Regions from separate parts of the Homo sapiens genome. Here regions 1, 2, 3, 5, 6 and 7 are each linked to region 4. Evidence: chromatin loops called from intact Hi-C (ENCODE). Cell type or tissue: mammary epithelial cell. All regions are shown on one strand. Each heading gives the region's core, and the rest is flanking DNA. Links, peaks and the distances in the headings are about the cores only.

What was found. Peaks named below come from ENCODE experiments on the same cell type or tissue, not always from the same donor. Only the 100,000 strongest peaks of a DNase experiment are listed, where the experiment ranks them.
Region 1: a loop joins it to region 4, with 5 times the contacts of the local background. A loop is called at or near these places in 2 of 110 quality-filtered maps.
Region 2: a loop joins it to region 4, with 14 times the contacts of the local background. A loop is called at or near these places in 64 of 110 quality-filtered maps.
Region 3: a loop joins it to region 4, with 13 times the contacts of the local background. A loop is called at or near these places in 75 of 110 quality-filtered maps.
Region 5: it touches region 4 in a loop (11-fold over the local background); 8 of 110 quality-filtered maps call a loop at or near these places.
Region 6: it touches region 4 in a loop (12-fold over the local background); 16 of 110 quality-filtered maps call a loop at or near these places.
Region 7: a loop joins it to region 4, with 20 times the contacts of the local background. A loop is called at or near these places in 18 of 110 quality-filtered maps.

What each region holds. Positions count from the first base shown.
Region 1 is chr12:38,382,672-38,387,079 of GRCh38, forward strand. No RefSeq gene overlaps it. Among named protein-coding and RNA genes, the nearest start is that of ALG10B, 68 kb to the left of the region's middle. RefSeq lists enhancers at 2,039-3,238, 2,084-2,631. In mammary epithelial cell, for the core only: a CTCF peak has its summit at 2,196 (motif pointing right); DNase peaks (open chromatin) are centred at 2,360 and 3,780; H3K27ac peaks cover 336 bases.
Region 2 is chr12:38,918,963-38,923,370 of GRCh38, forward strand. No RefSeq gene overlaps it. Among named protein-coding and RNA genes, the nearest start is that of CPNE8-AS1, 15 kb to the left of the region's middle. RefSeq lists a silencer at 2,223-2,312. In mammary epithelial cell, for the core only: a CTCF peak has its summit at 2,304 (motif pointing right); a DNase peak (open chromatin) is centred at 2,309.
Region 3 is chr12:38,332,453-38,336,860 of GRCh38, forward strand. No RefSeq gene overlaps it. Among named protein-coding and RNA genes, the nearest start is that of ALG10B, 18 kb to the left of the region's middle. In mammary epithelial cell, for the core only: a CTCF peak has its summit at 2,073 (motif pointing right); no DNase peak of the experiment used is centred there.
Region 4 is chr12:39,101,090-39,105,497 of GRCh38, forward strand. The region is part of intron 1 of LINC02406 (long intergenic non-protein coding RNA 2406); the gene reads right to left. Among named protein-coding and RNA genes, the nearest start is that of LINC02406, 42 kb to the right of the region's middle. In mammary epithelial cell, for the core only: a CTCF peak has its summit at 2,664 (motif pointing left); DNase peaks (open chromatin) are centred at 1,592 and 2,652; H3K27ac peaks cover 273 bases.
Region 5 is chr12:39,271,392-39,275,799 of GRCh38, forward strand. No RefSeq gene overlaps it. Among named protein-coding and RNA genes, the nearest start is that of LINC02406, 130 kb to the left of the region's middle. In mammary epithelial cell, for the core only: a CTCF peak has its summit at 1,991 (motif pointing left); no DNase peak of the experiment used is centred there.
Region 6 is chr12:38,663,216-38,667,623 of GRCh38, forward strand. The region is part of intron 19 of CPNE8 (copine 8); the gene reads right to left. Among named protein-coding and RNA genes, the nearest start is that of CPNE8, 240 kb to the right of the region's middle. In mammary epithelial cell, for the core only: a CTCF peak has its summit at 1,644 (motif pointing right); no DNase peak of the experiment used is centred there.
Region 7 is chr12:38,136,183-38,140,590 of GRCh38, forward strand. It overlaps LOC107984469 (a long non-coding RNA gene), which reads left to right and starts at 2,308. Exons shown (of 2, transcript XR_007063272.1): 1 at 2,308-2,681. In mammary epithelial cell, for the core only: a CTCF peak has its summit at 2,707 (motif pointing right); a DNase peak (open chromatin) is centred at 2,709; H3K4me3 peaks cover 1,171 bases; H3K27ac peaks cover 659 bases.

The DNA.
Region 1 (4,408 bases), core at 131-4,130, 720 kb before region 4:
GTTTTTTAGTTATGAAGCCTTTGTCTATGCCTATGTCCTGAATGGTATTGCCTGAGTTTTCTTCTAAGGTTTTTATGGTTCTAGGCTTTACATTTAAGTCTTTAATCCATCTTGAGTTAATTTTTGTATAAGGTTTAAGGAAGGGATCCTGTTTCTGTTTTCTGTATATGGCTAGCCAGTTTTCCCAACACCATTTATTAAATAGGCAATCCTTTCCTCATTGCTTGTTTTTGTCAGATTTTTTGAAGATCAGATTATTGTAGATGTGTGGTGTTATTTCTGAGGCCTCTGTTCAGTTCCATTGGTCTATATGTCTGTTTTGTTACGAGTACCATGCTTTTTTGGTTACTGTAGCCTTGTAGTATAGTTTAAAGTCAGGTAGTGTGATGCCTCAAGATTGCTCTTTTTGCTTAGGAGTGTCTTGGCTGTACAGGCTCTTTTTTGGTTCCACATGAAATTTAAAGTAGTTTTTTCTAGTTCTGTGAAGAAAGTCAGTGGTAGCTTGATGGGAATAGCATTAAAACTATAAATTACTTTGGGCAGTATCGCCATTTTCACAATATTGATTCTTCCTATCTATGAGCATGGAATGTTTTTCTATTCGTTTGTGTTCTCTCTTATTTCCTCGAGCAGTGGTGTTTATAGTTCTCCTTGAAGTGGTGCTTCATGTCACCTATAAGTTGTGTTCCTAGGTATTTTATTTTCTTTGTAGCAATTGTGAATGGGATTTCACTCATGACTTGGCTCTCTGCTTGTCTATTACTGGTTTATAGAAATGTTTGTGATTTTTGCACATTGATTTCGTATCCTGAGACTTTGCAGAAGTTGATTATCAGCTTAAAGAGTTTTGGGGCTGAGATGATGGGATTTTCTAAATTATGATCATGTCATCTGCAAATAGAGATAATCTGAGTTTTCCTCTTCCTATTTGAACACACCTTGTACCTTCTCTTGCCTAGTTGCTCTGGCCAGAACATACAATATTATGTTGAATAGGAGTGGTGAGAGAAGGCAGAAATAATGAAGTTTTTTGAAACCAGTGAAAACAAAGAGATAACATACCAGAATCTCTGGGATACAGCTAAAGCAGTGTTTAGAGGGAAATTTATAGCACTAAATGCCCACATCAGAAAGTGGCAAAGATCTAAAATCAACAACTTATCATCACAATTAAAAGAACTAGAGAAGCAAGAACAATTTCAAAAGCTAGCAGAAGACAAGAAGTAACTAAGATCAGAGTAGAACTGAAAGAGACACAAAAACCCCTTCAAAAAGTCAATGAATCCAGGAGCTGGTTTTTTTAAAAAGATTAACAAAATAGATAGACCACTAGCCTGACTAATAAAGAAGAAAAGAGGAAGAGTCAAATAGACACCATAAAAAATGATAAAGGGGATATTACCTCTGATCCCACAGAAATACAAACTAGCATTAGAGAATGCTAAAAACACCTCTATGCAAATAAATAGGAAATCTACAAGAAATGAATAAATTCCTGGACACATACACCCCCCACAAGACTAAACCACGAAGAAATCGAATCCCTGAATAGACAAATAAAAAGTTTTGAAACTGAGGCAGTAAATAATAGCCTACCAACCAAAAAAACCCCAGGACCAGACAGATTCACAGCTGAATTCTACCAGAGGTACAAAGAGGAGCTGGTACTATTCCTTCTCAAACTATTCCAAACAATAGAAAAAGAGGGACTCCTCACTAACTCATTTTATGAGTCTAGCATCATCCTGATTCCAAAACCTGGCAGAGACACAACAAAAAAAGAAAATTTTAGGCCAAGATCCCTGATGACCATCAAAGCAAAAATCCTCAATAAAATACTGGCAAACCTAATCCAGCAGCACATCAAAAAGCTTATCCAACATTATCAAGTCAGCTTCATCCCTGGGATGTAAGACTCGTTCAACATACGCAAATCAATAAACATAATCCATCACATAAACAGAACCAATGACAAAACCACATGACTATCTCAATAGATGCAGAAAAGGCCTTTGATAAAATGCAACACTCCTTCATGCTAAAAATCTCTCAATAAACTAGGTATTGATGGAACGTATCTCACAATAATAAGAGCTATTTATGAGAAACCCACAGCCAATATCATACTGAATGAGCAAAAGCTGGAAGCATTCCCTATTTGAATGCCTTATTTTTATGCTGGTTGACCTCCTGCCAGGAGGTGGCGCTTTCCAGAAAGTATCAGCTGTAGTGGTGTGGGGAGGGATTGTCAGTGGGTGGGGCTCTAGAACTCCCAAGATTAAATGCCCTTTGTTTTCTGCTACCAGGGTGGATAGGGAAGGACCATCAGGTGGGGGTGGGGCTGCGGTTTCTGAGCTCACACTCTCCTTGGGTGGAGAGTCTGTGGTTGCTGTGGGGAATGGGGGTGAGATTCCCAGGTCACTGGAGTTGTGTACCTAGCAGGATTATGTCTGCCTCTGCTGAGTCATGCAGGTTATCCGGGAAGTAGGGGAAAGCCTGCAGTCACAGGCCTCACCCAGCTCCCATGCAAACTGAGGGGCTGGTCTCACTCCCACCGTGCCTCCCGAACAGTTCCAATTCCGTTTCCAGGTGGAGGGTGAGAAGGGCTTGAAAACTTGCCGGAGGCTTTGCACTTCCCAGCTGCGAAAGAAAAGGGCTTTAGTTCTTCCCCCTGCCTGTGAAGTCTGCACACCAGATTTACGCCCTCCCCCAGCTTCTGGCCGGGAGGCTTCTTGCCCCATTCAAATTGTTACCAAGTTCGGCTAGAGAATTCCTTCTCCCTGTGGAGTTTTATCCCCTGCTCCTCTGGCCACCCTCCTGAGGGATCCCTGTGATGCCAGGCAGTATTGGGCTGCTTGGGGACCCAGTGAGATCCTAGGGCCTCTCCACTGCCTCCTCCACCCCACCCTGTATTTTGCTTGGCTTTGATCTCTAACTTGACTGAGCTCCAGGTAAAGTCGGGAATTTCTCCTACAAGCAGACCTTCAAGTTCTGCAGTGGGGGTGTGTGTTTGTGCAGGAGTGTCTCCCTTTCCCACTTTTGCAATTGGGGCACTCACAGTATTTGAGATGTCTCCCAGGTCCTGGAGGAGCAGTCTGCTTCCTTCAGAGGGTTTATGGGTCCTCTTAAGATTGCTGTTTTGTTCTTGCAGGTGATCTGGATTATGCAAGAACAAAATGCATGCTGCTCTGTCTGGAGCTGCAGTCTAGCCCTGCCTCTCGTCCACCATGATCCCTCAAGCCTCCCAGCATGGAATTATACTTTATATCATACACAAAATTAATTCAAAATGAATCAAAGACCAAAATTTAGGAGCTATAATTATTAAGCTATTAGACAAAAAATAGGTATAAATCTCCATGAACTTGGGTTAGTCAATGTTTCCTTAGATATGACACCAAACGTGAAAGCAACACAATAAAAAAATTAGATAAATTGGGCACCATGAAAATTAACATTTTTGTGCACAAAAGATAACATCAAGAAAATCAAATGACTATCCACAAGATGAAAGAAATTTTTGGCAAATCCTATCTCTGACAAGGAATGCTTACAACTTAAGAAGAAAAAGACATAAAAGCCAAATTGTAAAAGGGCAAAGGGTCTTTATAGAAATTTCTCCAAAGAATGTATGCCAGTGTCCAATGAACACAGGAAAAGATGGTCAACACCATTAGTCATCAGAAAAATGTAAATAAAAACTACAAGATATTACTTCACACTACTATGTCTTCAGTCAAGAGACAGATAATAGGAGTTGGCAAGCATGTAGTGACGTTGGAACCATTATACACTACTAGTAAGAATGTAAAATGGTACTACTTTAAAAAACAATCTGACAGTTTCTCAAAAGGTTAAACATAGAATTACCATATGACTCAGTATTTCCATCTCTCGGTATCTATCCAAGAGAAATGAAAACCTATGTCCACACAAAAACTTGTACATGAATATTCATAGCAGCATTATGCAAAAAAAGTGAAAAAACTAAATGTCTATCAATTGATTAAAGAAATAGATAAATAAAATGTGGTAAGTCTATACCATGGGATGTTATTGGGCAATAAAAAGAATAACAAAGGGACTTCCAGTTTCTGTTTCCATTTGAAAGGAACTGAAAGTTGTCACTCTGTTTTAACAAGTAAAAAGTTGGAAAAAAAAAAAACTGAAAAATCAACTCTGCTTAGATCCATAAGAGAAGTGAGGTGGCAGGGCAAACCACTGCGCCCAAAATTCAGGCAGGATTACTAATGGGTCAGCACCTTCAGGAATGAACGTGTGGATCACCCTGTCATGCATAGAATCACACCAACTGAGGTCCTTGCAGAGAGCAAAGGGAATATGGAATAGGTAGCAGAAAAGGGTAGTTAGAAATACCAACTGTGACTATATGACCATGTACAGAAAT
Region 2 (4,408 bases), core at 272-4,271, 180 kb before region 4:
TGTAACTTCAATGTATAGAATGCTAAATACATCTTCAGTACAAATCTTTTTTCATAAACCTGCTTTTTTTTCACACAAATGGTAGCTCCATGACTGCAGCATTTGCAAGTGAACGATAAAGTTCCAAATGGTGGTTTAACAACAGTATAACAGGTCCACATAAATAGATTTGGTTAAGGAAGCAAAAAGTTGTATGTAGTCCAATACACATAGTCAAACCATTGGGGAAAAAATTAAACAACATTAAAAACTTCAAATAAGCTCTTTTTTTTGTTTCTGGTTGCAACCGATGTTTACCCGGCCCTCCACAATTGTAAACACAAAACATGTTTTCACCCAAAACAAAATGACCCACAAAAAATAATTAAGTCGGCTTCCAAGAGACCATGGCCATCCGTCAGCTGAGAGTGAGCCAAGACACGTGACTGCTGAGGCCAGGGCCTGGCACACAGTGACTCATGGTGAATATGTATTGAATGGATTAAAAATGGGAGGGTTTTTTTTAATGTGGAGGAAAATTGGCAGAGTTAACTGGGAAGCAGTATGATTTTTCAATCCAGAGAGTTTTTAAAATCTAGAATTCTAATAATAAAGATGTTTTGTTTCCTTTTACATATATATTATAGGCTATGAATGACATGTAAAAATGTATACATTAAGCATTTCAGAAACTTGAATGAAACTCTCTGTATCAGATCACTCGTGAGACAGTGAGAGCCAAAGCTGACGTATATTAAATAAAGTCAATAACTACTTCTCATCAAAACCTTGTGAAGTAAGTATTATTTAAAATAGGTATTATTTATTCCCATCCCAAACAAGAAAATTTAGACTTAGGGAAGCTCCATGACTTAAAGGTCACATATCTATAGCAAGTGGCAAATGGCTCTAATCAAATAACTCCAAAGGTTGAATTCTTCAAACTATAGCACTTATCTTCCATTCCCTCATAGCCAATCTGTTCCTCCTCTGTATGTCCATACCATTTACAATTGCTCACAATCATTTAGCTCTGCTGACACAGCCTGTAATTGTGTATCATTTTATCTATTTACTATTTTATTAATTTCTGTTCTTTTCATTTTGCTCTTTTCTTATGTGTCTTTTGTCTTTACTCTGTTTTCATTTTTTCCAACTTGCTAAGTTTAATGCTTAGTTTTTCACAATCTTTTTCATATTATAATACAAGAACTTAAAGCCATGAATTTCCCTATAGTACTGCTTTAGCTGCATTCCACAAGTTTTGATATAGAGTACAGTTGCCTCTCAGTATCCATGGGAGCTTGGTTCCAGGACCCATATGGACACCAACATGCTCAAGTCTCTGATATAATATGCATGGTATTTGCATATAATCTCTGCACATCCTCCCATATATTTTAAAGCATCTCTAGATTATTTATATTAGTATAATAATACAGTGTAAATGTTATGTAAATGGTTACTATGCTGTGTTTTTTAGGGAATAATGACAAGGAAAAAGTCTGTACATAAATGAAATGCTTTTAAAAATATTCTTGATCTGTGATTGGTTGAATCCATGGATGTGAAACTCACAGGTACAGAGGACTGACTGTACTTTGACTGCTGCTTTATAATATTTTACAAATTTCATTTTAACCAATTGATTGTATGGAGTATATCTTTTTTCTCAAAAGAGTATCTTATCATCTTTTTATTATTGATTAATAATCCAATTACAATGTTATCTGATAAAATGGATTATATAATAACAGTTTTGAGTGTATGAAGACTTCTTTTATTATCTTATACATGTTTAGTTCCAGTAATTATCCGTACATCTTCAAACATCAGCATAAGAGGTCTTGACAGGCCACTTAGTGTTTATCTCCATCTCAGACTGTGAAAGATAGATAAATAGGTAAGTCCTCGCCAAGGATTGTTTTTATAATTTCATTGAAAATTCTCTAATAATATATCTGCTTTGGTGAAAAGGGAGATTCAATAAATAGGGAAAACAACAGCATCAAAGCAAACGTTTATGTTTGTGCAGTGAGTAGATTTCAGTTCAATATGTAACTAACATCATAGCTTCATAAATTAAATCTATGGGCATTTAGAGTTATGCTACAATAGAAATACCTCCTTTTGGAAGAGTAGATAGAAGACAGATAGAAGATGGATAGATAGATGATAGATAGGTAGATAGATAGATAGATAGATAGATAGATAGATAGACTCTCAACAGGTTTTGCTTTGTAAAAATATATCCACACTCCAGGCTCCTGACTCATGCATGTAACATACTGAGAATATTCGCAGCTCAAACTATCTGACCAGCAGGTGGCACATGCCTACCTGCTAGGGAGTACAAATAACCAGTAACTGACTTTCTTACAATAAGCTGTTGTGAACAGCTGTGACTGCTCAGATTCAAATTTTTGTATTACTTTTGTTTTAACTAAAGATTTCTTTGCCCTTTCTTCTGCTTAGAGTACTACTTCAATCAAATAGAAGAAGGATCCTGTTTTAAAAAGAATTAATGGCATTTATTCTTTAATGTATTATGCTTCATCAAACTCTATTCCTAAGATACTCAATGGAATAAGATTATTATTTATAATAAGTTAAGCTTATATTCTTAAATAAAAAATTAAATCAATACTATAATAATATAAATTTAATCGTAATTGGCTGAAAAATTTATTGGATTTCCTTTGGAGATTAGAGATGTTTAACATGATAACCAAGGATCCTAAAAAAGGATTAATAAAGGGGCTTCAAAGGTCCCATGAATCCCGCAAAATTATGTGCAAAATGTTGTTCGTGGGAGAGTTTTTTCTGATAAGAGGTGTAGTTTTTATTATTAAATTTTTCAGAACAAAAAATAAGTTAAAAACACAAAAAAAGACAGTGGTAGACATATTTCTTTAAATTACTATAAATTATAATATAAAGAAACATACAGAATTTGGAAATTTTCTATTCTTTTCTCTTGCACGTGTGTAGTGCCCCTCTAAAATGTTATTTTTTTCTTTTAAATGAATGTATGTTATAATCAAGTTAATTTCAAGAAGCATGAAGTATTTATCATTTTCCAAATGGGTAATTCTCTTTGATCCTTTTTGTAACAAATATACAGTAGTTTAATTCTTTTAACTTGTATTAAACTTAGTCATCTCAAAATTTCCAGGTACACAGCATTTAGTTAAAGGTCTTTTCCAGTTTTATTTAAGTAGTCTTTTTGCTTTTTTCTCTCTCACACTGAGTCAAAAACTTGATTAAAAATAAGATTTTATAAACCACTTGAGATTTTTTTTTTTCAATGAGAGAATCCCCTCCCCACCCCCGCCCAACATGAAATCCCAGAAGATAGCATATAAGAAAACTTCTATTGAAGGTAAGAAAAGACTAATCTAGTATTTGGGGAAGTTATACATATATATACATATATGTATATATATAGAGATACACATATATATATATATATATATATATATATGTATAACTTCCCCAAATACTAGATTAGTCTTTTACATTTTTATAAAATATAATATTATATATATCTCTCTATATATACACATATATATGTGTATATATATACATTTATATATACATACATACACACACACATGTTATTGGAGAAAGGTTTTTTGTGGTTTAATCTAGATATGGGGAGGAAATTGCAAGGCTCATATCCAAAGGAAGAATGTAATCAGAGAAGAATGAAGAAATCTTTGTTGTCAAGAAAATTGACAAAACTCTCCCTGACCCTCTCCCTTCTCTCAGAGGAAGGCTTTAAATCAACAGGTCTTAGTCAAGTTAATTAATTGCAAGCAACCAAAGCTGATTCTGGTTTATTTAAGCAGAAAATTGATTAAATTAATTACATATTGGGTTGCTCCCAGAATCATTGGGAGTTCAAGAGAACCAGTCTCAGAGTCAATGAAGTTGAGACAGTGAAGTCAAAATGCCTCAAAATCACACCTCAGGACTGGTCTAATGAGTACACCAATGAATATTAGATGTTGCCCTTACATTGTTGCTATTACCAGAGAAACTACTCAATACTGACCCTAGAACACTTCCATTATTGTACTTGGAAAATTGACTCCCATGTAGCACCACAGACCAGACTGCCATTTTTGCTACGCGTTGTCATCATTTTCACCACCTCAACTGTCATTTCTTCACCATTGCCACCACTGCCTACACCAATTACATCACTGCCATCACTAGCGAAGACAAACTACTCTAGTCTATTTATCTTGGGACATTCGGGTAAGAGCAGGTGTCTATTCCTCAGATTCAAGGAAAGCTGGAAAATTGAAAATAAAGAATTTATTAGCATTTATATTGAGAAATGGGGTGTGTCTCCCACCAAAATTTACAAAGTAAGAATAATCCAATGTAGAAAAGAATTATAGCACTTGGCATACAAAAAATA
Region 3 (4,408 bases), core at 259-4,258, 770 kb before region 4:
TTACACAGGACAACTCCCATTTATAAAACAATTGGCTCTCGTGAGACTTACTCACTACTAGGAGTGAGTATGGGAAAGACCTGCCCCCATGATTTAGTTACCTCCCCCTGGGTCCCTCCCATGACACCTGGGAATTATGGGAGCTAAAATTCAAGATGAGATTTGGTTGAGGACACAGCCAAACCATATCACCTTCTAATATGGTCCTCTAACAAAGTTTATCGTAGTATTTGTTATTAAATGCAATGACAACTTGAGGGAACCTTGTGTGAAAAAAACGGTATCAAGAAACGCAAAAGTGACCTACTCTAGACAAGATGAACTCGCCTAATGGGGGCTAACTAATGCAAAGTACAATATGATTATCACTGAGGAGGAATATAAGAGCTAGGGTGTTTACATGAGAATAGAAATCACATCTGACTGAAGGGACAAAGACATACTTCATGGAGAAATTCACACTGGAGATTATTTGTATGGAAACCTGTGGAGACACTGCAGAAAGCATTTCAGGCAGAATAATGTGATGCAAACCATATGGCTGAGAAGCAGGTGGTGACAGTGGCCAACACTTATGCAGTGCTATGTGACAGGCACCAGTCTAAATATTGAACATGAATTTATTTAAGCCTCATAGAGATGCCCTAAGGCAAATGCTATTATGATCCCCATTTTTACTGACAAGGAAAATAAGTCATAGGGAATTGAAATAGTTTACAAACAGGAAATGCGGCTCCAGAACATGCCCTCTTAACCAGGGCGCTATACTGATTCCTGCTAAACTTGCATCATCTGATGGCCTGTGCATCCAAAGAACTGAGGTTATTTTTAGGAAGAAAGTAAGAACAGTGCTCTGCTGTATACAGTGAGGAGCAAGGAAAGCATATGTCCCACGCAGAGACCCACAGATAAATTGGTGTGGAGAGAAACATAGTTATTTAGATTCGATAGCCAGGTTTCAGTTCGCACCAGTAGAATGGCTCTGTGAGACAGGCCCTCCACTCTCCTGTAGATCCTGTTGTAAGTGATGCAGAAGCCAGAGAGAAGGTTGCTCTCCATCAGAAACATGAGGAGTTTTGGAGACCTCCCTAAAATATTTGATCTGAAAGGGTTTGAAGCCAGGAGGAGAGATGCAGTCTTAGGAGAAACGTTTCATGACCTGTAACAGGTACCCTATCAGTCTTTCTCAGTAAGTACTATTCTTTGTAATTTTTATATTTTCCTTGCAACCCTATCACTCTCTAAAGGTCTAGTGAAAAAATCAAATTTAGATGAAACCTAGCTTGACCTAGAATCTTCACTCTGTATGTGTGTGTGTGTGTGTGTGTGTGTGTGTGTGTGTGTGTTTAATGTATACATTGGGTCTTTGGGCCAAATACATTGTAAGGTTTCAGAGGTATAAACAGGCCCTGGGCTGTGGAGAACCATGGGAGGGGATGATCTTGATCTAAGTCAGTAGTTTTTACTTAGCCACATCTAGAAATCTATGTCTTGGTCATAAATTTTGTTCTTTGAAATGCAGGGAAATGTATCATAAAATGCAGGAAATGCAAGGAAAAGTAACACATTAAAGCTAATTGGTTATTAATATTATAAAAGCATATGAGAATGTCTTATTCTATTCCCTCCAGCTCTCCAACCATATCCCCCACACATACCCACACACTGCCTGCCCACACATAAGCACAAGTATTTCTGGGGATCATGAGCATGAGAACTTTAGGGGTATTGCTAGGAAAAGAAGGAAGAGAGTAAGTAGGAAGACTGAAGACAGAGAAAGGAACCACCAGAAAGAGTAGAAAAAAAGAGAGAAATCCTTTCTTCACATACCAATGACTCTAAGAATACCTTTCTCCATTAAAATAATATCCAAGAGGCACATTGGAATGAAATACATGTGGAATACTGATATGAAAAGACAGAAGAATATAATAGGATCTGAGTTGAAAGACCATGCTTATCTCTTCACTTGTACTATAAAAATTTACAGTGATGTCCTTTAGTTGGGGTAACTGTGATGAGCAACATTGAAACCCTTTATGCCAATTTTGTTTTCAAAATGCATTGTCTTAAATTTTCTCTCAAGGTGGCACTCCTGGACATCTTTTCCAGTTATTAGTCTGACAGGAACTTGGTACCATTTTACTTACCTTCATAATGTCACAGATGCTAGTCAATTTTTCATTTTTTTTTAAAAAATGCATTCTTTGAACATTTTTAGCTTTAAGCAAATATATTTGCTTATTTTTGTCATTGAGCATTTTGAAAACATGTGGTTAGAAGCTTGAAGCAGATAATCATAGCTGCATTCTATTCCCCGTAATTAAGAATATGTAAGGCCTGGCACAGTGGCTCACGCCCGTAATCCCAGCACTTTGGGAGGCCGAGGCAGGTGGATCACCTGAGATCAGGAGTTCGAGATCAGCCTGATCAACATGGAGAAACCCTGTCTCTACTAAAAATATAAAATTAGCCGGGCGTGGTGGCGCATGCCTGTAATCACAGATACTCTGGAGCCTGAGACAGGAGAATCGCTTGAACCCGGGAGGCGGAGGTTGCGGTGAGCTGAGATCGTGCCATTGCACTCCAGCCTGGGCAACAAAGCAAGACTCCATCTTAAAAAAAAAAATAGAGAATATGTAGGGCCGGGCGCGGTGGCTCATGCCTGTAATCCCAGCACTTTGGGAGGCCGAGGCAGGCGGATCACGAGGTCAGGAGATCGAGACCATCCTGGCTAACACTGTGAAACTTTGTCTCTACTAAAAATACAAAAAATTAGCTGGGTGGGGGGGGTGGGTGGCGGGCTCCTGTAGTCCCAACTACTTGGGAGACTGAGGCAGGAGAATGGCGTGAACCCAGGAGGCGGAGCTTGCAGTGAGCCAAGATCGCGCCACTGCACTCCAGCCTGGGGGACAGAGCGAGACTCCGTCTCAAAAAAAAAGAATGTGTAGAAACCTTGATATTTTCTTTCTTTCCAATTGGAATACAAGTCAAACCTGGAATTTATAAATAGTTTTAATAAATGTGGAATTTGTTGTATATATATAGTAATATAGAGAGAGTAATAAAAATATAGTAATGTATATATAGTAATAAAAGGCTTCCAAAAGCTTCTGTATGGGAAATTCTTGTTTCCATTAATCAGGCCATTAGAAAAGCACCCTGCCATTCTCTGATAGCTGTGCTATAGAGTAGGTTGCTTGATAAAGAATGAAAGCAAAGTGATTCTATTTGTTATGTAATGTGAGTGACATGGAAGGTAAATTTTTTTAAATAGTCATGGATTTTAGCTTTCTGAAAGGAATGCAATTTGGAAGTTTCTCCAAATCTCCAAATGGTTTTGAGTTACATATAATGCAACCTGACACCTAGCTTGATATTTGAATTCTGTGTAGCTAGAAAGTTGATAGACTATGGATCTTTTCTGTTTTATAATGTTTGGTATTATACTGGACCTTTCCTTGTGTTAATTTTTTCTCTTTATTAACATATGAAAAATTCTGTGAACTATTGATCATCCAATGAGATTTTCTCAGTCTCAAAAGACAAATAATGCAATTTGGAAAACTGTAAATTTGTTTGCATGTAATCTGAATCTCTAGGTATACTCTAATTTTTTTTTCAGTAAATTCTGAGTTAAATGTTTATCATTACAATGCCAGAGGATTAACTTAATTTTTCTATCTTCCAAATCCAGTTTTCCTCCATCAGGAACAAATTTTCATCAAACTGAAATAATGGTGTAGTTTTTGGAAGAAAACTGCTTATTATGAGAAATAATTAGCAGGCATCTAAGAAAAAAATTCTAATTGAATTTGGCGTTCATATTTTTTAAGGGTTTTGTAATTTAGGCTTAATATTTGATAAGGGTAAATTAACCAAGATCAAAACCTTTAAAATATTCGAATTGATAACTATTTTGTAATTATTGAAATAACTTTTCTCTAATAAATAAAGGAGAAATACATTGAACAAAATAAAAACCAACCAACTTTCTGCTACACACTAAATTTTGATAGACTGTCTTTGTCTAAAACAGTAAGGCAGCTATAAATACAGAACACTTGAGCTAGAGTCAGAATACCTGGATTCAAGTCCTGGCTCTGCCATTAACATGCTGTGTGAACCTAGGAAGGTGAACCTATTAGATCAAATGAGAAAGGAAAATACATACAAAAATTATTAAATGGCTGTTAATTGCACACAGTATAAGGGTCATGCATGATTTATTTAATATGACTGAGGCAATACACCAAATAGTTTTATTAACTTTTATCATAATTTTTGTATGATGTTAAATAGTGTTAGATAATTGAGTCATTCTTTGTTGCTATCTTCAGGAATGTTTTAAAATGGCTTTTTACATCATTTAAAATGTCAGTTCCTTCTTTAAGTTGAAAAGACACAG
Region 4 (4,408 bases), core at 184-4,183:
AGTCCCAGTTACTCAGGAGGCTGAGGCAAGAGAATCGCTTGAACCCAGGAGGTGGAGGTTGCAGTGAGTCAAGATCACATCACTGCATTCCAGCCTAGGAGGCAGAGCAAGACTCTGTCTCCAAAAAAAAAAAAAAAAAAAAAAAAACTTTTGCACAGCAAAAGAAACAATCAGCAGAGTAAGCAGAGAACCCACAGAGTAGGACAAAAATCTTTGCAATCTATAACACCCAAAAAAGGACTAATATGCAGAATCTACCAGGAAGTCAAACAAATCAGCAAGAACAAAACAAACAATCCCATCAAAAAAACTGGGCAAAGGACATGAATAGACAATTCTCAAAAGAAGATATACAAATGGCCAACAAACATATTAAAAAATGCTTAATATCACTAATTATCAGGGAAATGCATATCAAAACTGTAATGTGATACCACTTTACTCCCGCAAGAATGGCCATAATCAAAAAATAAAAAATAATAGATGTTGGTGTGGATGTGGTGAAAAGGGACCACTTTTACACATTTGTGGGAAGGTAAACCAGTACAATCACTATGGAAAACAGTGTGGAGATTCCTTAAAGAACTAAAAGTAGAGCTACCATTTGATCCAGCAATCCCACTACAGGGTACCTACGCAGAGGAAATGAAGTCATTATACAAAAAAGATACTTGCACATGCATGTTTATAGCAGCACAATTCACAGCTGCAAAAATATGGAACCAGTCCAAATGCTCATCAATCAACAAGTGGGTAAAGAAAATGTGGTATATGCATACCATGGAATACTACTTAACCATAAAAAGGAATAAAATGATGGCATCTGCAGCAACTCGTAAGTGGGAGCTAAACTATGCGGACACAAAGGCATAGGAATGATACAACGGACATCGGAGACTTGAGGGAATGGGAGGGAAAGGGGTGAGGGATAAAAGACGACACATTGGGTACAATATACACTGCTCAGGTAATGGGTGCATCAGAATCTCAGAAATCACTACTAAAGAACTTATTTATGTGACCAAATACCACCTGTTCACCAAAAACTATTGAAATTTAAAAAATAATGATAAAATAAAAAAGAATCTGTGCTCTCTTCATAGTATTACTGAAATAATAATTTTTAAAAATGGGCTTGAGTCATAACTCGAATTCTCTTTAGCTAAATACTTTATTTTCCTCCCCTCTTGCTCCTAGTTTTCTAATTTTTTCCCCCACCACTAATGGTATGCATGAAGAGTTTCATTAAATCTGCTCTCCATTGGCTTCCAACCAGGAAAAAACTTGAATCAACCGATACCTCCTTCCTTACCAAGTAAAGGAAAATTCAACCAAACAGAATGGAGATAGCATTTGAACTTGGCCTTGAAATAAAGATGTCAACAGCTAAAAATGGGGGCAGAATAGATTTCCAGATTGAGTCATCCACTGCTGAGAGAAGCTAGTATATTATTGATGTCGCTGATTACAAAAAAAAAAAAAAATCTTGGCAGTAGTGTGTGGCTAGATTGGTACATGTTGGCAAATTAGAATGAGTACTGGATTGAGTAATCTAATGAGATCTGAATTCTGACTCTGCTACTAACTTACTTGTGTAATTGCCAATAAGTTACTTAACTCTTATAGACTTCACATTCCACATTTGTAAACTGAGTAGGTTGAGCTGAGTAAGCCTTTGTCATTCTTTCAGCTACGTAATTTTATGGAAAAGGAAATCCATCACAATCACAGGACAAAACTATTTCTTAGAAAAATTGCAGTATGACTGCATTGAAGAAGGACTCTTTTGGAATGACAAAGCAGGAGCCCTTTGGCCCACTTTATCTTACATCCAAAGACTAAATTCATCTGTCACAAATAAGAAAAGTTCCATTTCAGGTATTCACATAGCCTTCATCTCACAGCTCCTACAGAGACTTCCTTAGCCCTTCTTGGGGCAGCTCACATCCAGGAGAGACTGAAGCAGGGTTATAAAGACCTAGTCAGGTTCATGTAATACAGAACACTGGTGGGCAATCCTTGCACCAGGACTCTTAGGCATATTGGTCAAGGCTTTGCCAGGCCTGGATCACATTTCAATTTCATACACTCGACAGTTTTGCTTTCTCCCACCTCCTTTCCCAGGTGTTGGACCATTGTGAGCATTTTGCACCTCAGATTCCATCTTAGTGTCTAATTCCAGTTAAACCAATCTGCAATAGTGGAATGAGAGACAGGTGTAATTAGACACAAGAGACCTACCCCACGGCACAAGGCAAGGTGATTTGGATATTTGAGCGTCTTAGAAGAAATGCCCTATCTTTATTTCTTGTTTGTTCTGAAAGATGATCTTCCTGTGGTTTCATGAGATACCAGGATTTTGCCATCATGCTCACTGAACACTGCTGATGGCATCTTCCAGGATTAACCATACTCCGAATTTTGAATACCATCCCGATTCAATCAACTTTGACGAATGTATTATTGTTCGTAGTTTTGATTTAAAAGCCTTTACAGCTCATGTTTATTGCTGTAATATCACTGCTTTGTCTTCTGTTTGGGTTTTGGTACCAAATTCACCCTGCAGTCTAAATGTAGACTGGGTAGATCACTCTCCCACTGTTCCATCCGACTGATGAATAGTCACCGCCACTCAAGATATAGCAGAGGACATTACTGCCCTCTGGTGGAAACATTGAAGACTACTCTAAGAGTGTCTCCCAAGGAATGGAATTTTCACAGATGGGTTCATGTTGCAGCTTGAGTTGTAAATAAATACAGCCAGAAAAATTATCCTCATTTCCGGTTCTTGACATTTGATTGGCTCTGTATTTGCCTAATTTCCATCTTCTTCCCTGCTCTGTTATCCCTATCCCAAACAGGTTTAGCCACCTACAAATCTTTAAAACACTGATCCACTAAGACATGGATCTCATCACCCAATGTATTTACAATAAAGCTTCCAACCTCCTTTTCAGACGGAGGAAAAAAGAAAACAAACAAACAAAAAAAAAACACTTGAAACAGTAGAGCATTAAAAATGTGTTGTAAATAGACAACTATTTCCACTTTAGCCGTCCAAACGGATTCGGTTTTCTGGGGCTATGCCAATAGGCAAATAATTGACTTACTGTTGCTTTTTTTAATTCCATTAATATAAGAAACAAATCATTTATTAGCCTTCTTTGTCTGAGTAAGTGGCTGAGTGCATATATTTTCTTCATGTGTGGGTGAAAGAGCATAGAAGATAATGCTAATAATTCAATTTTAAGAACTTCTGTTGATTTCTTCAGTCTATTCTGCCTTCTTCGTGTGACGAGAAGAAGAATACCAAGCAAGCTGTCCCTTGAATTAAAGAGGAGCAGTTTATAAAAATGATACTACAGGCTAAGGAGCGAAACTTAGGTTTTAGCCTGAGCTCTAGTCCTTAACTTCCCTTAGCCTCAACTTCTTCATCTGCCAAATGGGGACAATGATCCTTTAAGGAGCTGTAGTGAGTATGAAATCAGATAACGTACACAGAGCTTAGGCACAGTACCTGGTACATATTAAATGCAGATAAATTACGGTTGACCTCAGTTTCCATGGAGAATTTGTTCCAGGACTTCCTGTGGGTACCAAAATCTCGAGTCCCTGATATAAAATGGCAATAGTATTTTATACTATAGCATATTCATATTAAATACATAGCATTTAAAATATAGTATATTTTAAATCATTTCTAGATTACTTATAATACCTAGTACAATGTAAATGCTATGTAAATAGTCATTATACTGTATTGTTAAGGGAATAATGGCAAGGAAAAAGTACATGTACATGTTCAGTACAGATAGGTTTTTTTCCCCAATAGTTTTGATCTGTGCTTGGTTGAATCCACAGATGTGGAACCCATGGATATGGACAGCTGACTGTACCCAATATTATTTCTATTGTTATTTTTAGTCAAGTGTTAATGAGGAAGAATTTGCTTTAAATGTCTAAAAATTCTAACGCTGTTAGTCTAAGCAATATTTGCCTATTTATTTTCCTCTTACGATCTTCTAGATGAATCATTTTCTATGGAGATCTTTAACTTAATCTGCTCCAATTCTTTTACCTTCAGGAAGTGGCTGGTGTTGCCAAGTCATTGGGGCTCATGTCTATTCTCACTTACAAGCCTCAGCTCAGAAGACTTCCCTTGCCTCCTTTATCTCCTTGCCTTTCTACACCACACTTGCTTCCACCCACACCATACATACCAGTGGTCCATCTTCCTGTAACTGAAAATTGTTTAAGTGTGAGTATTTTGTCCATCTACTCTCAGCACCTAGGACATGACTGATAAATGTAGTTTCCTATTAAGTGAAAATACTTCCCTAAACCTTGTCAGTTAGATGGCAAAAATCCCAGAAAGATTCAGATATGGAGTTGAAGAGAATTGGGTTTC
Region 5 (4,408 bases), core at 305-4,304, 170 kb after region 4:
TAGAGTTAGCCCAACACATAAAGGATTTATCAACTCTATTATAATTCCTCCTGTGAGTTTATATTTTATTCATCTTTCTAACACCACACCAGGTACAAAGTAAAAGCTCAATAAATGTTCACATGAATTAGCTGAATAATATCAATGGGGTCATTCAGGTAGCTTCTTATGGTAGTTATTCATGAGACAAAGCAGTACATCTTCCCATCTAATTCAATAAGATCTGAAATAAATAACATTAAGTTTCATTTTTCTGCCTTCCTTAGAATATTTTTTTGTATTATTTTTTTATATAACAATTTTATGGAATGGTTTTGAAAACTAATTTCAATAAGATGTCCATAAGGTGCTTACCATAGTGCTTAGCAACATGTGAGTATTCGGGAAAAGGTCAGTGTACAAGGGAAGCATCATTTGCCATGGTTGAAAACAAAGGTTTTGGAATTAAACAAGATTTCAATCCTGTAGCCAAAATAGCATGTCACACAGCATAGGTACTGAATAAGTATCTGTTGAATGAATGAATAAATTCATAAGTGAATGAGAAATCCTGGCCCTGCCCATTATTCCTAGGTTGTCTCCAAGCCCTTGAAATTGCAGCTCTCTCCACCTAAAACAATCTTCCCCAGATATTTGCCTAGTTCTGTCACTTCTCTAGGTCTCTGTTCAAATGTTCTCTTATTGAGAGGCCTTCTCTGAAGTACCCAGATGAAAGGGAACCCTGGCACTTTCTTTTCCCCTTATCCTACCTTCCCTCTTCAATATATGATCATCTGTAATGCTACACAGTTAGTTGTCTTTTGGCTGCAACATTAGCTCAAGAGAGCAGAAATTTGCTTTGTTTGCTTCTGCACATTCACCCAGAAAAATGTCTGGGTGAATGAATCTTGAAGAATCTTGGCCTATTGCCTCTTCCTCATTTGTAAAATAATGGGGTAGAAATGATACGCTAATGCCTTCCTAGATGAAACCTTATATGATCCCTTTCTCCCAATTTTTTGCCCACTGTATACACTAATAAACCTCCTTCTTTGATAAATACCTTCAAATTCTGTGCTGCCAGGTAAAATTGGTCATGCTGAAAACCTTTTTTTTTGTCCACGGTTGTTTGGCACTGTCTAGATGGCAGCTAAGTGGTAATGAATCTGTATTTCTATAAAATTTAGAATGTTATAGTTGTGATGGATCCAAAAGCTCGCCTGGATCAACTGACTCATTTTACAGATACGAACTTTTAAGACCAGAGGGGCCAAGTGATTTAGTCAAGATTCCTCAAAGTTAGTGCCAGACCCTCCAGATTGGAGGGTCCTAATCAGCACCTATTACAGTAAGCCATGGTTCTACTGTAATTAAAAGGTGGGCACCAGGATTCAAATACCTTCTAACCCTGAGTCCATTCCTTTTTCTACCATAAAGCCCTGCTCCTCCAGTCCTGCTAAGAGCCATGCGCATTAAACTTACCCAGTGGAAACACAGTTATATTCTTCCAGCAGCCAAATCTCTTCTGACAAGCTAAGGTGGAATTAGCGACAAGAAGGCAGAGCTTGAACTCATTAAGGGTCTGAGCTCTTCAGAAGCAATACTCTATCCCTTGTCATCTGTTCTGCAGAATTTGCTCCTGTGGTTTCATGGGGCACATAATTCTTGGCAAATCAAATTCCTTGAACCTCCTAAGGCTGCTGGACAGGAGCTTCAAGAATTATGAGTTTTCAGAGTCTGAAGATAGCTATTCAATTTAACCAACTGTAGCAACTGATTTAATTAAGTAGTCACTCTGGTTTAAGGCTCTGCACTTCTTCAGATGCTATTTAACGATTCTGTCTTCCGCTTGAATTTGACTCCAAATCCACCCTAATATCCATAGGCAGTTAGAATTAATCAGTGCTTCCCACTCAAACCCACTCCAAGTCCAAAAAAAAAAAAAGAATGATTAATTTGTCTAGCTGCAGTCACCAACGTTGTAGAGGACATCACTGCCCCCTGGTGGAAATACTAAAAACTGTTCTGGGACTGTTCCCAGAAAGATCAAAATCTATACAGAAAAAACTAACTTGTTAGTAATCTGCACATTGAAAGGTCATGACGTCCCAGTGACCATGTTATTATCCTACTCTCTTTTCCCCTCCTTAATTTCTCAATTCGTAGCTCAAGTTGCTTCAGGCATCTACAACGCATCATCAGATGGTCTCCCAGTGACACTGGAATACGAAATTTCCTCAGTGGATGTGCATTACCAAAACACCAGTGACCACTTCAGGACAAATCAAAAGGTTGTCTTCATGTAGCATAACGTTGTCTAAATTTAGGAGAGCTTTAGTTCATGCAGCTACTGAAAAATCTGGCTTCTGTGCATACTTGGCAAATTTGCAAATCACCTCTTAATTCTTCCCCAGTTTTTTTTTTTTTTTTTTTTTTGTGGGTGGAGGAGGATTTCCCCAAATTTAGGGAAAAAAAAGCCTAGGTTTTTTTTTTTCTGTTGAAAAAATGGAATGAATGAGGTGAGTGAGCCTCAGGGCCTTTTATTTTCCCCTGCCAGTGTAAGACAGAGAAAACAGTGTAGGAGCTGCTGTCATAAAAAAAAGCCTTCCCCAATGACTCCTGTTTACTCTTTGGAACTCCAAGAGTTTATTTTCTAAACCATGGATGCTAATCCTGGATGCTCATCAAGATCATCTGAAAAGTTTGCCATTTTGTTCTTACTGCTATTGTGTTATATTATTGTTTGATACAGATTCATAATTACTGAATTGTTATTTCAGAGAATGGGGAACCAAATTGTTTTCATGAATGAATGAAGTCTCTAAGTAAACCCTAATCTTCTTAGAACAATATTTCCTTCATAACTGACTTTATACAAATTAATTCTTTTCTCTTTCCCAATTGCCACCACTTTCATTCATACACCAGCATCATCCATGAGCTATTGCAATGGGCATAATATATTATGGCACACAGGAGATTGTCTTCCCATCCATCCTCAACACCACTTTCAGAATCATATTTTTAGACACCAGATAGATCCTATTATTTCCCTAAATAAAAGCTTTCAGTGGCTCTTCATTAAACATAAGATAAAATTCATATTCCTTAGCATGACATACAAAAGCTATGTTTCAATACCTACAACTAATATATCAATCAAAAAACGTTTTTTAAGTCTATGCTTCGGCCATGACCAAAAACTTATAGTTCCCCCAAATATGCCATACCATTTCAAGCCTCTTAACCTTTGCCTAAAGCCCTGCTTAGACTGCTTTTTCCCCATGTCTACCCATTTCTACCCATTTCTGCAGGACATTTATTTTTCCAGACTCGCAATTTCCCTCTTTTTAAAGCACTTTCCTAACCTCTTTCTTCTTCCCATGTAGAACTGACCATAGTACTTATAACACTTGACTGTACTCGCTAGTCCACCTCCCTCTGATAATTAGAATGGCCATAAGGGTGAGAGAATTATGCCTGAATGATTTTTGTATCTAGAAAAAATTACTGTTGAATGAATGAGTGAAGGAATGAATAAAAATGCCCAACACATACGCAAGTGCATATTTGACTCAGTTTACATTTCTCCATTGCCAAACTGATGGGAAAAAAAGTGTAAACTCATATGATTGAGCAGACATGATTAAAAACTTAGCACCCAAGAGCCCTTCCTCAGGCAGAAGGTGAAATGAGTAGCTTCATCTGACAGGTCACAATAGCCCCACCCACAGCTGGGAGAAATCAGCTCACATTGAAGGAGCTAGGTCCTGGGGTAGCCACTGCCCCTTTCCCCTGGATTCTGTAAGAGCTTGATTCGCCCGTACTATAATGTATATTTAATTATATTACTTAATAAATCGTCAGCATTTACTTTACTTGAATCATGATTTTACTTGCATGAGTACATCAACTTGATATGTAAGCCTATACTTCTCTAATACGAAATAGTTAAGAATCAAAAAAAAAGTTTTTGAGCACTCAATTTAATATAAAACATTAATAATAAATAAACATTGCCCTTCCAGGTTTTTAAACCCATGGAAACATAATGCATCTATATTAACGTGAAACTTCATGCATGTATAATCATTATTAAATAAGTAGATTCAGTTTTCATCCTTTAGACAGTCTTTAGCAGTGTAGTATATGACAATAAATGAAAAGTGTATCAATCAAAGTTTCATAGTCCTCTCTCTGCATAAAGAAATATGAGGGAGGAAAATGAAAACTAAATAGATTGGCAGGCAGAAAATGCTGATACTGTCCTTCATCCACATTTGGAATAGTTCTCTGGTCTCTCTCTTCCTAAAATAACCTATGCAGTGAGTCAAATAATTTCTTTCTTCTTTGGTAAAACTAGACCTAAATTTCAGTTTACAAAGAAAGAAAAGTGAAAATAGGGAAGGAAGGAAAGAAAGATGCCCAA
Region 6 (4,408 bases), core at 104-4,103, 440 kb before region 4:
ATAAGGGATTAATATCCAGAATATGCAATGAATTCAAACAATAGCAAAACAAAAAACAAAAACAAAAAACAAAAAACAAAAACAAACCAAAAACACCCCACAAAGAATCTGATTTTAAAATGGACAAGTGACCTAAATAGATATTTCTCAAAAGAAGGCACACAAATGGCCAAAAATAAATGAGAAAATGCTGAAAAATCACTATTTATCAGAGAAATGCAAATCAAAACCACAATGAGATATCATCTCATCCCAGTTAGAATGGCTATTACCAAAAAGACAAAAATGTCAAATATTGATAAGGATGTAGAGAAAAGGGAACTCATACATTGTTGGTGGGAATGTAAATTATTACAACCATTATGGAAAAGAGAACTACCATATGCTTCAGCAATCCCACTACTGGGTATTTATCCAAATGAAAGGAAATCAGTATGTCAAATAAATAGCTGCATTGCCATGTTTATTGCAGCATTATTCACAATAGCCAGGATATGACATTGACCTAAGTCCATTCATTAACAGAGGAATGGATAAGGAAAGTGTAGCATATGCACACAATGAAATACTATTTCGCCATAAAAAATGAAATTCTGTCACTTGCGGCAGCATGGATGAGCCCGGAGGACACTATGTTAACTGAAATAAGCCAGGCACAGAAAAATAAATACCACATGTTCTCCCTCATATGTGTAAGCTAAAAAAGTTGATCTCATAGAAATAGAGAGTAGAATAGTGGTTACTATAGGCTGGGAAGGATAGGTGGGGAAAGAGGGGTAAGGAGACTGTGGTTAATGGATACAAAATTACGGCTAGATAGGAGGAATAAATTCTGTTGTTCTCTAGCACTGTAGGGTTACCGTAGTTAATGATTATTTATTGAATATTTTTGAATAGCTAGAAGACAGAATTTTGAATGTGCCCAACACAAAAAAATAAATGTCTGAGATATGGGTATGCTATCCCTGATAGAAAAATTATACATTGCATACATGTAATGAAATATCACACTGTACCCTATAAATATGTATAATGTCAATAATAAAATAAAAAGGATAATTACAGAATACCTATTTCATTGTTTTGTATTAAATAAGTTAAAACTTAAAGTGCTTAAACAGTAACAGTTCAATTTGTAATATGTATTATATATGAAAGCCATCATTATCATAATTACTATTTCTATTCATTAACTTACACATTTATATAGTCAATATAAAGCAATTTGTTAATAGTTTTCAATTTATATTCATATCAAACATTAAATATAAGGAAGATTATTATTAATTTTATCTCTTTCAAATTTGAGTACAGTATCAGTTATACAGTAATTCCTGGACTTTTCAAATTTTAAAACACTGTTGTTTCACCTTTTCAGCAAGTCCTACAGGATATGCAGATGTTTTTTAATTGAGGTAAACTGAATTTCACTTTTAATAATTTTATGACACTGTGGAACATAAAAACTAAGGCTCATAATCATCACTGTTCTTACAATACACACAGTTCTACTCTTCTTTAAAACATGTTTATAAATAATAGGTAAAAAAGAAATCCTCAATTTCAACCTAGGATGGGAGTATACATCACATTTAGCTTAGGTTTGTTAGGTGAGCACAGAGTCTGATATTCCATTTGGACATTAGGGGGCACTGCCCACAGGTTGAGAACCACTGTCATAGGAAGTCACTGTTATCAAACAGGAGTATCCTTCATCCCACACTTATATTTGGAGTAGGATTAAAAAAAAGTCACTAGCCTAAACTAAACCTTTTCCAAAGGAACATTTATTTCTTCAGTCATGTCACAAGGTGTTACTTTATAAATGAGAAAAAAGACAAGTGACTTCAGAAATTTCCTTTACCTCTTATTTCAAATCTTAAAATTTTCATGACAAAATTGCCCTCTTTCTTAGAAGATTGCTCATATCCTTTTATATTTACAGGTTTCCACTCAACTTCTTAGGCCACTCTGTTTATTACCTCTATTAGTCTCTCATTTCTGATCCCTGTACCTGAGAAACTTTTGTCCAAAATAATTCCCACACATTTGTGAATGCATGTTGACCACATGGTAATTTAGACCCTTATAATATTTAGTTTAGAAGAATAAATCAATTTTTACTTTGCATTAATTTATCACATTCATGTAAAGAATACCAATAAATGCATTTTATTCTATAGGAAGTATGGTATACTTGTTACTCTACATCTTTTTTCAGCACCCACAAGTGTAGGGAAAATGTTCCACATGACTGCTCTAGCTGCTTGCTTTACCTATTCGTAAAAATAAGTTTGAATTCATTTGGGCAAATGGGCTTTTAGTTGCTGCTCTGCTCAGTTTTGCTTTATTGTTCCTACTGTGCAGAGCTCCATTAGTGATTTTCAAGTCTAAGCCCTCAAGGTTATTATTCTCCTTTTAATGGAAAATATGATTTAAATATAATTTTTCAGGAAATGATAAGCTGGCCAGCAGCTACATGCAGCCAGGCGGAATGGCACTGCCTTATACACAATGGCCAATCCACAGCATAAACAAACAAATAGAAAGCCTTTACGTATATTGACTTATGACAAGGTAGTAAGCTTTATTTGTGATTAAGTCTCATTGCCTCAATATTTAATTTCATATCACTATAGTATAAACAGTAAGCAGGATGGTTATTATTCTAAAACTTAAGTAACTTATTTTCTTATGTTAGGGCACAGCTACTATGAAATAATGACAAAAAAAATGCCTTCCTACTGGACTGTACCAATGTACTGTACTGATAATAACGCATTTATTGAGCAACTGGTAGTTGGGAGGTCTTCTGCTAGGCGATTTAGCACAATATGTCATTTAATATTCACAAATATCTTATATACTTTTAATGCACGTAAGAGGAAACTGAAACTTAGAAAGTTTAATTAACTTATCCAGGATCAGCTCTGAGTATGTCAGAATCACTACTTGAACTCAAATGGATCTGACTTGAATTGATTAGCCACTTCAGTAATACAAAAAGGGTAATAGATCTTAATAATTTTCTTTATAATTTTGTCTTTTAGGACAGTGTGTTATAATAGGAGTAACACAGGTTTTAGAACCAGAACACTCTTGGAAATCTGGATCTACCAACTTATGACCTAAATAACTTTCCAAAAGTTGTTTAACTTTTGATCTGGGGCTGGCTTCAGTTTTCTTATCTGTAAATAACTATGAGACAAACAATGACCGGTATTTTTAGGAAGATATAAAGTAATATGGGGACAAAGTGAAAATTCATCCAGGTGCGGCGAGTGAGGTCTTTGGAGAGGGCTGTGTGACAGGCTATACGTGGAGAAATTTGAAAGTATAGGATTTCGATCAGCACAGATGAGGAGGAAGAGTATTCCAGGTAAATGACAAGTGAAAGTAAAAGCAAGAACCATGGAAATGTATGATGGGAAGTTAGTTTATTAAGATAAAGTACAGTGTGTTTGTCTGTTTCTGTGTGTATTTAGCTAAAGAAGAGCTTGAAGTCAGGTCACGGAGAATCTTAAATGCCATGTTTAGGTGTTAGAATCAAAATTATACAGAATACATGTTAAGAATCTTAGAATCAGACATTTTAGGATTAAATCCTGGTTCACTTCTAATTAGCTGGGTGACTGTGGACAAGAGGAATTGAGCTAGCTTCATGTCCTTTTTTGTAAAATGCAATAATCAAAGTACCTGTCACATAAAGTTAATTAAGGACTGAGTGATTTAATTCTATAGCTCTTAGCCTGCCTAGCACATGAAACACTTAATAAAGGGTTAAATATCGTTATACAAAAAGGAAGGTATTTAATATTTACTATACTAATAAAACCCTATCTACTACCCCCAATATTCTGCTGAACCTCAGCTACATACTATTATTTGCCACCTTAGGGTTTTCTTTGTCCACTTGAGAAATGTGGAATTTCAATTGTGTTGTGTGTATAAACTGGATTCGCTTCAAGCAGTGAGAAATGGAAAGCAGAGAAAAGGTAAGACAGCCTAAATAGACCCTATTATCTGATAATATTTTAGAGAATTGGTTTACAATATTTTCTGACCAGGGGAAGATTGAAAATATTATCCTGCATGTACACTTGCAACCCCACTATTCTAAATATTCAAGAGTGTTTCTCTCCTTTAAAATAATTCGCTTTAAAAACTGTTTAGTGACTGGTAGAACCTGGAAAACTCTGATGGTAGAAGGTTTAGCTTTATTCAAGGTGAGAGAGGAGGTGCCAATTCTTTTACACAATGTGAATGTAAATGATCAATGTGATATGTAAAGTACTGACCACCATGTAGAAACTTCTCTATGAAAGTAGAAATGAGTACATCAAATCTCTAACTCAATGCAGGAATGTAAGTCAAGATGCCACTGTCATTCAGGGTGCTACTAATTTCC
Region 7 (4,408 bases), core at 216-4,215, 960 kb before region 4:
TAAAAATACAAAAATTAGCCGGGCGTGCATGTGCCTGTAATTCTAGTTTCTCAGCAGGCTGAGGCGGGAGGACTGTTTGAACCTGCGAGGCAGAGGTTGAAGTGAGCTGAGAGTACACCACTGCACTCCAGCCTGGTTGACAGAGCAAGACTCTGCCTCAAAAAAAAAAAAAAAAAAAATTATCGGGGCTTGGGTGCAGTGGCTCACGCCTGTAATCCTAGCACTTTGGGAGTCTAAGGTGGAAGGATGGCTTGAGGCAGGGAGTTTGAGACAAGCCTGGGCCACATAGTGAGACATCATCTCTGCCAAAAAAGAAAAAAATCCATGTTGAGACATTTTTGTGTAAAAAAAGAAAAATTTACCTGGGCGTGGTAGTGTGCACCTGTAATCCTAGCTACTTGGGAGGCTGAGACTGGAGGATTGCTTGAGCTCCAGGAGTTTGATGCTGCAGTGAGCTATGATTATGCCACTGTGTTCCAGCCTGGGCAATAGAAGGAGACCCTGTTTCAAAAAAAAAAAAAAAAAAAAAAAAAAAAAGCTGGACACAGTGGCCCATGCCTGTGATCCCAAAAATTTGGGAGGCCCAGGCAAGTGGATCATCTGAGGTCAGGAGTTCGAGAACAGCCTGACCAACATGGTGAAATCCTGTCTCTACTAACAATACAAAATTAGTCAGGCGTGGTGGCACATGCCTCTAATCCCAGCTACTTGGGAGGCCAAGGCAGGGGAATCGCTTGAACCTGGGAGGCGGAGGTTGCAGTGAGCTGAGATCGGGCCATTGCACTCCACTCTGGGCAACAAGAGCGAAACTCTGTCTCAAAAGAAAAAAAAAGCTCTACTATTTTTACGGTTACAATGACAATAATAGAGGCTTTTCTCTCGAGGAGCTCTAAGTGAAATTAACGAGAATTCTCATGACCCTAGAAAGAGATGTTTAAAAAGCAAACACATAGGCCGGGTGCAGTGGCTCACGCCTGTAATCCCAGCACTTTCGGAGGCTAAGGCAGGCAGACGGCTTGAGGTCAGGATTTCAAAACCAGCCTGGTCAACATGGTGAAACCCTGTTTCTACTAAAAATACAAAAGCCGGGCGCGGTGGCATGCGCGCCTGTAGACCAAGATACTCAAGAGGCAGAGGCAGGAGAATCACTTGAACCCGGGAGGTGGAGTTTGCCGCAGAGATCAAGACACTGCACGCCAGCCTGGGCAACTCAGCCTCCTGAGTGGCTGGGATTACAGGCACCCGCCATCGTGCCCGGCTAATTTTTGTATTTTTATAGAGACAGGGTTTTAATATGTTGGCCAAGCTGATCTTGAACTCCTCATCTCAGGTGATCCGCCCTCCTCAGCCTCCTAAATTGCTGGGATTACAGTCATGAACCACCGCGCCTGGAGAGTTCTCTTTTCTTTGGGTAGGGCAAGGCAAACTGGAATGGATTCACCGGAGAGCTGTGCGCATGCCCTGGAAAGCATTCTGGTTAGACCCATGTGAGACAGGTTAGTTTTATTGTGTGTTCCTCATGTGTTGCTGCCATGGTCATCCTGCTCAGTAGAAGAGGAACAACAGGTTCAGACATTTGGCCTATGTCCTTGGCTGAGGAGCCAATGGGGTAAAGCTACCATATGTAGGATTATGACTGAACGACTCTAAGTCAGAATCCCGCCCAGGAGGGATATGGCAGCTCCACGGACCTTTTGTTGGCCTCGGATAGGCGATCCTCGCCGTGCGCCGGGAACCGGGGTCTGGTGCAGACAGCCCTTCATCCTGGGAAACGCGCTGCTGCCAGAAAGGCGGTCACTCCCTGACCCATCACGTAATGTGTTTGTGGGGAACCTGATGCTAAGCTATTCGTAGACGCCCTGCTTCTGGGTCAGGGTTTTCTATGGAGCAGAGCAGCTCCCTCCCTGCCATCTATTGAAAATCAGATCTCCACACAAGGGTCTCTCCACCCGTGTGTGGGGGACCCGGTGATATGGCGTGTCCTTGTGTAATTCAACCTTTGACGTGTACTTTTCTTCCTCCCTCCTGTTGCCCCTGGGGACCTCGTTCCCTGGCCCGCTCATGCCCACCCGCCCCGGAGCTCCGGAACACACAGCGGGTGTCTCTCGCCAGAGCCCATCAGCGCCCGCTGTGCATTTGGGAGGCGCCCGTCCCCACCGGCGGGCTTTCCAAGATGCCACGCGGGGGATTGCCGAGGTAGGGGTGGCGCACCTGCTCGTAGTTCCACCTCTCCGATTCCACCTCCTCCCCACACCCCTCTGGGAACTCCTCCAGGGGCTGGGATCGGATTCATTGAGCCTGTTGAGAATGGCTGAGGCGTGGGTGTCGGAGGGTGTGCCCCTGAGGTTTCTGTCCCAGTAATGTTCACGCATGCCCGGTGGTGGCCTTTGGGGTCACTGCCCCTCTCCCCGCCCCAGGTGCGCGGGGCTGGGATATGAGCCAGTCACTGCCTTTGTGCCTTTCCTTCTCTCTCCGCTGCCGGGTTCAACCAGCGGACAGTGGGGGAACGGCGGGCAGGTCGGTGGAGTTAGATGACAGTAAAGGTGGGCCGGCTCTGTGTGATAAGATTCCAACTGGGTCCGACCGCTTCCGTCCGCTGGCGCCGGGTCCCCCAGACGTCTGCGGCGAGCGTTGGAACTGACCATCAACCTGGGATTTCTAAGGAATAACAGATAACTCTGGTCAGCAGCACTACCACTTTTGTCCACTAGATGTCGCTCCTTCACTACGTTGTTTCTTCCTCTCCAATTGTTTCCACAGTATTTTCAGTTGCTCTTCATTTTGTTTTTATTTTTCCTTTTACTTTTCTTACTCCTCTTTCTACACACTGAAGTTGCTGTTGTTTTACGTTTACTTCCTTTTTTTTTTTGAGAAAAGTTGGCGTGTGAGAATGCGATCTCGGCTCATCGCAGCCTGGACCTTCCTGGGCTCCGTCAGGTGATCTTGCCATCTCAGTCTTCCAAGTGGCTGAGACTGCAGGAATAGCTTGATTCTGGGATGTCGAAGCTGCAGTGAGCCATGATCACGCCACTGCCCTCCAGCCTGAGTGACAGAGAAAGACCCTGTTTCAGAAAGTAAGAGAGACAGGTTAAAGAAATAACTCCTTGAAATTACTACAATTAATTGTGATCTAAATTACTTGTTATATTTTTCACTCCCACTAGTTTATTATTATTGTTGTTGTTATTATTTATTTGTATTATTGTTTGTTATAATTGTTATTGTTTTTATTATTTAGTTATTTAGAGATGGAGTCTTGGTCTATCACCCAGACTGCAGTGCAGTGGCACGACCTTGGCTCACTGTAGCCTCATATTCCCGGGTTCAAGTTCGAGACCAACCTGGGCAATATGGCATAACAACCGTGTCTACTAAAATCTATCACTGATACTCCCAGGGCCGTTGGATATGGCAGGTGCAAGTTCGGAGGCTGAGGCAGGCGGTTCGCTAAAGTTTGGGAGTTCGAGATGAGCCTGGGCAACAGGCTGCAGTGCATTTGCCTGACCAAGGCCCACCACAGCCTCTACCTCCCCAGCCCAAATGATGCTCCCACCTCAGGCTCCAAAGGAGCTGAAACTACAGGCGCCTGCCATCACGCCCGGCTAACTTTTTAATTTTTTCTTTTTTAAAGTAGAGACGTGGTCTCACTGTGTTGCCAGGGCTGGTCTCAAACTGCTGGGCTCAAGTGATTCTTCCACCTCAACCTCCCAAAGTGTTGGGATTATAGGTGTGAACCATGATGCGCTTCCCTCTTTTTCATTTCCTTTATTTTTCCTTTTTTCTTCCTCTTTCTTTCTTTTTCTTTCTTTCTTTTCTTTTTCTTTCTTCTCTCTCTCTTTTTCTTCCTCCCTTCTATCATTTCTCATTCTCTTTTTCTGTTTCTCTTTCTATTTTCTTCGTTATCTTTCTTCCCTTTACATCTCTGTCTCTTTTTCTTTACATTTTTTTTTAATCTTTTTTGCTGTCTGTCTTTTCTCAATTCGTTTCCTCCCATCCCTCCAACTGTCTGTCTTCGTGTGGATTCTGGAAGAGTCTCCTCATTCTGTATCCCCTGTGTATCACAAGCCTCTGAGACTTTTGCTTTGTTCTTTTCTCCTTGTTGCATAAAAGGCATTCACTCTTCTTTTATTTTGGTACTCTGTGGACGGTCGAGGGCTGGAAAGAAAAAAAACGGACCATGAATTTAATTGGTTTCACAAGAGACATGGGAGACCAAAGAACGCACGATGAGTACTTTGCTAAATATCCTGTTTATTCTCCCAACCAGGCTCATAAAAGTACAGATGCATCCGGTGGGTTGAGAGATCTCTGTGTAGTCGTGACCCTGCAATTATACTTGACAGGAGCGGTGATGACAGACGGGTGGCACAGAAACCTGCCCTTCTTTGGTACCAATTGAGCATGGTGA